Regions from separate parts of the Homo sapiens genome. Here region 2 is linked to region 1. A link is a loop called in an ENCODE intact Hi-C map of the cell type or tissue named here. Cell type or tissue: K562. All regions are shown on one strand. Links, peaks and the distances in the headings refer to the core of each region. The heading gives the core; the rest is flanking DNA. Region 1 has its middle 66 kb from the start of TACR3. Region 2 overlaps CENPE (centromere protein E).

Region 1 (2,917 bases), core at 175-2,674:
AAATGGTGTTTCCCATATTTCTTTGCCTTCCCTATTTTCTCTCTTACCTTTTTGCCTACTATAGGAGACACAGTGCTCATCTCTGAAATCCTCTGCTGCCTGCAGAGTTCCTGTTTTTCAGTGGCAGTTAGGGTTTGGCTTAGGAGCAGCATAACAGCCCTCCATGAGAGGTCAAATATCTGAGGTAAATTTCAGAAAGCTTTTGTACACCTATCAGGGACATTAGAAAATTGACCTAAGTCTCCCTTTATTTGCCTAAGGTCCTGCAATGAGGAGGAAACTTGAACCCTAGTGGCAGCAACTTCATTGGGCATTTCCTGTAGGGGTAAGAGCAAAGGTGGGGGAGTGGGATATTTTGGAGATAGTGGGGGTGGAATAGCTGGAAGCATGGTTGGAGGTGGCCCCAGATAAGAAGGACTGGAAGGGCTGGGACATTCGATGGCTGCCTCAGATGGTGCCCCCAGAAGTTACTTTTCTAGTCTTGGGGAATCATTCCCTTTGGACCTGCCTGATCTGATTGCTAAAAGGACTGGGTTGATTGTGCAATGCTTGCAAAGGTCTGGGTTGTCTTGCAGAGCAACGGAAGCCTGTACGTAAGGTACCTCAGAACATTTGCCCACCCGTCTGCAGAAAAGATCTAATTGTTGGATAATATTAAAATTAAGGGTCCCTTCACAGGCCTGGATGGTTCAAGAGGGTGAGAAGCCCATGCCCTTGAGAAAAGAAAATAAGCCACTTTTTAAATTAAAGTTTCAGAGTCAAAGGAGTCTTTGTGCTTCAGAAGGCACTCCAGAGGAATACAGGCCAAAGATGATAAAGAAAAGTGAGAAAACAGAGTCCCTTTAGTCTCCTTCCTTTTGGTGTGACCCAGGGTGGAAAGGAAGACAGTGAGGGCGTACCCCCTGCTGTTTTCCCTCTGTGGTTTCTGGGTCCCAGCACCTTGTTGAATATGCTGCTCATGGTTGCAGGTGTGATCCCAGCCATAGAACCAGAGGAACTATGTGGTTGGGATTAGTCACACTCACCCAAGTGGCTCTAGTCCTCTGCCTGTGATTTCCCATTGACTTTCTAGACTTGTGTGACCTGCCTGGCTCCCCTAAGAATAGATCTTGGGAGACACTATGTGACAGTTACATTAGGGCAAATGTTGCACTTCCCTCCTAAATGGAGGAAGTGTGCTGGTTTGAGCTCTGTATCTGTTATTACAGCCCATGCTAAAGCGTTTACCCTTAGAGAATGGTTCTGGTTAACTTCTGAACCTAAAATTCCCCTACTAATTAAGTACCATTCTAACTGGAGGCGTAATAGGTGCGTTAAAAGAACATAGGGACTGAATGGCCATTTTCCTGCTGATGGGACAGTATCAAGACTAAAATTTGGCTTTGGAGGATATTTTACCCCTAATTGTTGAAATCAAAATTTTCCCATTTACACAAGCAGCGTGAAGCCTGGTTTCTAGTAGAGAGGTGCAAAAAGAGGAGAGAATTGGGAAGCTAGAGTGTTTTGTTGAAGGACCGACAATGTGCCTCAAGGAGAAGATTCCTATTCCACTAGGTGGCACTGTTGACCTTGAAGTGCCATATGCTCTCCAGACCAAGGGAAGAGTGACCTTGACATGTCATGTGCTCTCCAGGCCAAGGGCAGAGAGTGACCTAGAAGTCCCATGTGATCTCCACACCAAGGGCAGAGATTGACCTGGAAATGCCATGTAATCTCCAGGGCAGAGAGAGGTACTCACTGTTGGGTGGGGGGTCTCTGTTCATAGAAAATCACAAAGCCACCTTCCCTTGAGCTATATCCCCAGTTACTACCATATTACCTGATCTCGTCAAACAAGATTACGTTCCTGTAAAACTTCCCGCACATTGCATAAACAGAGAAGTTAAGAGATACGGATGGTCACAGACAGGAAAGGAGGAAATTACAATAGCAAATTTGGAGATCCTGTGGCCGACACTCCATCAGGACAGTCAGAGGCTGGGGTCAGTCCAGAAGCCCTTGGATAACAGTGGGAGGTAGCCCCAGCCAGAAATCCTCAGTTGTCTCAGGACTTCTTCCAGCCCCACATGACAGCTAAGCCCCTTGTGTAAGGAAGCTGGTTTAAACATGGCCAATATGCCCAGCCACCCATGGGTGCTGGGGGATTCTCCATGCTCTCTATAGCAAGTCTATCCCCCAAGTCTTGTAAGGCTAGCAGCCGTGCTAATCATTTTTAAATGGCTGAAGGGAACCCAGCATTTGGTTTGATTTGGTTCTAAAATGGAGGCCAAGAGCCTCAGAATGAAAGGACAGAGTTTGAGTTTGCTCCTCTACTCACCGTTTTGATGAATGTTGTACCTTGGTATCCCGAACGAGGTTCCCATTATGAAGCAGCAATATTGTCTGGGGCATATACCTGGGATTCATTGTCATGCGCCAGGAAAATTTAAGACACAGACAGACAAGAGTAGTTTAGGAGTGGAGGTTTAATAGGCAGAAAAGAAGAGAAAGAGAAACAGCTCTCTCTATAGAGAAAGGGGTCTCTGAGCAGAAAGGAGCAGCTGGTGGCAAATGCACCAGATTTTATAGTCCAGTTTGAGGAGGCGGTGTCTGATTTACCCTATGTATGTGTATGCTCACAGTTGGTTGGATCAGGTATGATGTTTACATAGTGCACAGGGAAGGCTGGTTACCCCACCCTAGTATTATGCAAATGGGCTTTCCAGTTGATCGGTGCCATCTTGTCTGCTCCTTACAGTACATGTGGCTGACAAACAGAAAGGAAGATGGAGCCGCCTTCTTGAACATGTCTAGTCCCTAGTTCCTGCCAGCATTCACACGTGCAAGCTCCCAGCTTGTTTGTCTATGTCTGCAGATTGACTTTATAGGCTGCTCTTTGTTAGAAAATGATTTGGGGCTGCTTTTTATGAAAAAGAGA
Region 2 (2,917 bases), core at 187-2,686, 680 kb after region 1:
CCAAAGGGCAAGTTTAGATAAGAGATGATTTAGTTGAGTAAGCTACAATGACAGGCTTCATTTGCTGACTCTGTAAGAAAGTTGATTTCTCCAAGGCACCCCACACAGTGAAGTGCAATTCACTTTTACCCCAAGTGAAGTCTTTAGTCTACCCTTTAAGCCTTTAGTTTCGTCCAAAGAGAGACAAGCAACTTTCTCAAGGACATGAAGATACTACCCTAAAAAGCAACTTTTACTGAAAAGTCTTATCAATTCAATGGACCAAAATATCCAATAGCATTATATTTACTTTACCCAAGCCAGATAATAGATGAATCATTTACTTATTCATTTATTCAGTCAATAAAATTGTTTTGAGCCCCTACTATGTGTTAAGGATTAGATCCTGGTGGCACATTGATAAGCAAAACCAGACATGATCCCTGCCTTCATAGAGCTTAATTCTCATGGAAGATACAGACAGTAATCAAGTGATTAAAAAAAAAAAAAAGTGAAATTATAGCAGTGCAAGTACAAAAGACTATGAGAAATATAATAAGTATTTGAGGAGTATTGAGGAAGGAAACAGATCAGATCTAAAAGGTTAACATGAGTTATCTTAATAAAGAGCAGAGGGAAAAACATCTCAGGCAGATGGAACAGCAACAGCGTTAGGGTAGGTGGGAACATGACCAGGGGAAGAGTTGAAAGAAATATGGTGTGGTCAGAGCACAGTGAGTACAAGCTTGTGTGGGTGAAGTCAGTGAGGCCAAAGAGAGAAATAAGAGCCAGAAATGCTGGACTTTTATAAATTATATAAAGGAATTGTTTCATTTATTGTGTAGAGGAAGCCTTTGAAAGATCTTAAGCAATGGCAGGAGAACATGAGTTATACATTTTGAAAACATCACCTCGTCTCTAAGGTGACCAGCAAATAATAGGAGCAGGAGTTAGACTGTTGTCTAAACAAGACATGATGGTAGTGTGGACTTGGAGTAGAGAAGGAGAGAAGTAGACCGACGGGAGAGATTTTGGAGTAAAATCAGCAACACCAGGCACCTGATTGAACAAAGGAGTGGGGAGGTATCAAGGATCACCCCCAGCTCTGCATGGAGGTTGTCCACAGAAGTGGGGGGACTTGCAGGAGAAACGGTAACACGGCATTTCTTGTAGTCTTTCTCACCACATAGCATCTACTGTGCACAGCCCTTTGTGACAGTGTGTCTGCCTACCCTACCAGAGGTACCCTGTTATGCAACTGTAGAAATCTAAAGCAACAAAATTGTACAGTAAGAAAGGCAGTTGCCAAATCATTTAAAACCTTGAGCACTATTTGCCAGAGTTTATAAACCTCTACTTTGTGATTAAGAAAAAATCTATCCATTCTCATCAACTACATCAAAATTAGATCAAGTTGACAGTCTAAAAGTGTTCTTAGGGAGATAGGTAGGCACAGAAACATTTGGAATAAAAACATGTTTGAAATATTCTCTTCATTAAATAGTATTTAACAAACATTTAAGGACCTTCTATTGGCTAGCTAACACTTGCATGGAACTCTCTCACTATGTTGCCCAAACTGGCCTTGAACTCCTAGGCTCAAGCAATCCTCCTAAGCATCAAGGACTACAGGTGCATGCTAGCTACCACACCCAGCTGTAATCACCTTTTGATTTTGTCTGCTAGTGCCAGAGGCATATGCATAATGTGAATTCATCAAACTGCAAATAAAAATGTTTGAGTCCTTTTTTAATATGTGGATCTCTCTGGTACTGTTTTTAGATAAATAAAAGAGTAGCCTAGAAGAATACATAAATCAAAAACTGACCAATTCAGAATTAAATGAGATAGTCCCAGCTTGAATTAATACCAGTCTTTAAAAAAATAAATGTGAGTTTTTACTTTTAATTATAAAAGGTAATCTAAATTACCTTAAACTAAGGTAATTGCCAAGACCAGTTATGGTAGATTTACTTTTATAAATATAATAATTGTAAAATAAATATTGTTTATAAGCAAATAGATGCAGCTAAAGTCCTTTTTAAAGGCTCACAGAAAGCTTTCCAAAGATGATTAAATATTCTCTAAAATACTATTTGTTTAGCACACCATTTATTTTGAAAAACAGGACAAAAGAAAACTCAATCAGCCCGTGTTTGATTCACTTTGAATTTCAAATTGAAGAATTCCAAATAAAACTTTATTACCTCTCAGTTTAACTATGGTTTGTCTAATAGTTCATTTTAGGACAAAATGGGGAGTAAACTTCTCCAACTCTGAGGTGAAATACACCATCTTCATGACCAAACACGGTGAATCACGTTGCCATTTTTCATTCTTCACATCTCTCCTGTCTTAACCTCCTTTCCACTTCCAGCTGTGCTTGGTTTTTGTGTATTTTTGTAATAGGATGAATGTTGTTTTCATTTTCTTTCTCAGAGGTGCAAAATGCAGGAGCAGAGAGTGTGGATTCTCAGCCAGGTCCTTGGCACGCCTCCTCAGGCAAGGATGTGCCTGAGTGCAAAACTCAGTAGACTCCTCTTTGTCACTTCTCTGGAGATCCAGCATTCCTTATTTGGAAATGACTTTGTTTATGTGTCTATCCCTGGTAATGATGTTGTAGTGCAGCTTAATTTCAATTCAGTCTTTACTTTGCCACTAGAGTTGAAAGATAAGGGAACAGGAAATGAATGCATTGTGGTAATTTAGAATGGTGATAGCAATACCTTCTTCTTGCATATGGTAATACTTTTAAAAGTTGAATTGTTTTATTTATTTGTATATTTTGTAAAGAATAAAGTTATTGAAAGAAATGTAAAGTTATCTACATGACTTAGCATATTCCAAAGCATAATACATACATTAATATAAAACATCATTTTATTAACAAAATTGTAAATGTTTTTAATACCTTACACATTCAATAAATGTTTAGTAG

The links. Hi-C counts contacts between places; a loop is a spot of excess contacts. Peaks named below come from ENCODE experiments on the same cell type or tissue, not always from the same donor. Only the 100,000 strongest peaks of a DNase experiment are listed, where the experiment ranks them.
Region 2: it touches region 1 in a loop (12-fold over the local background); 3 of 110 quality-filtered maps call a loop at or near these places.

The regions. Positions count from the first base shown.
Region 1 is chr4:103,784,885-103,787,801 of GRCh38, reverse strand. No RefSeq gene overlaps it. Among named protein-coding and RNA genes, the nearest start is that of TACR3, 66 kb to the right of the region's middle. In K562, for the core only: a CTCF peak has its summit at 1,560 (motif pointing right); no DNase peak of the experiment used is centred there.
Region 2 is chr4:103,105,818-103,108,734 of GRCh38, reverse strand. It overlaps CENPE (centromere protein E), which reads left to right. Exons shown (of 49, transcript NM_001813.3): 49 at 2,419-2,917. The coding sequence ends at 2,513. Among named protein-coding and RNA genes, the nearest start is that of BDH2, 7.4 kb to the right of the region's middle. In K562, for the core only: no CTCF peak of the experiment used is centred there; no DNase peak of the experiment used is centred there.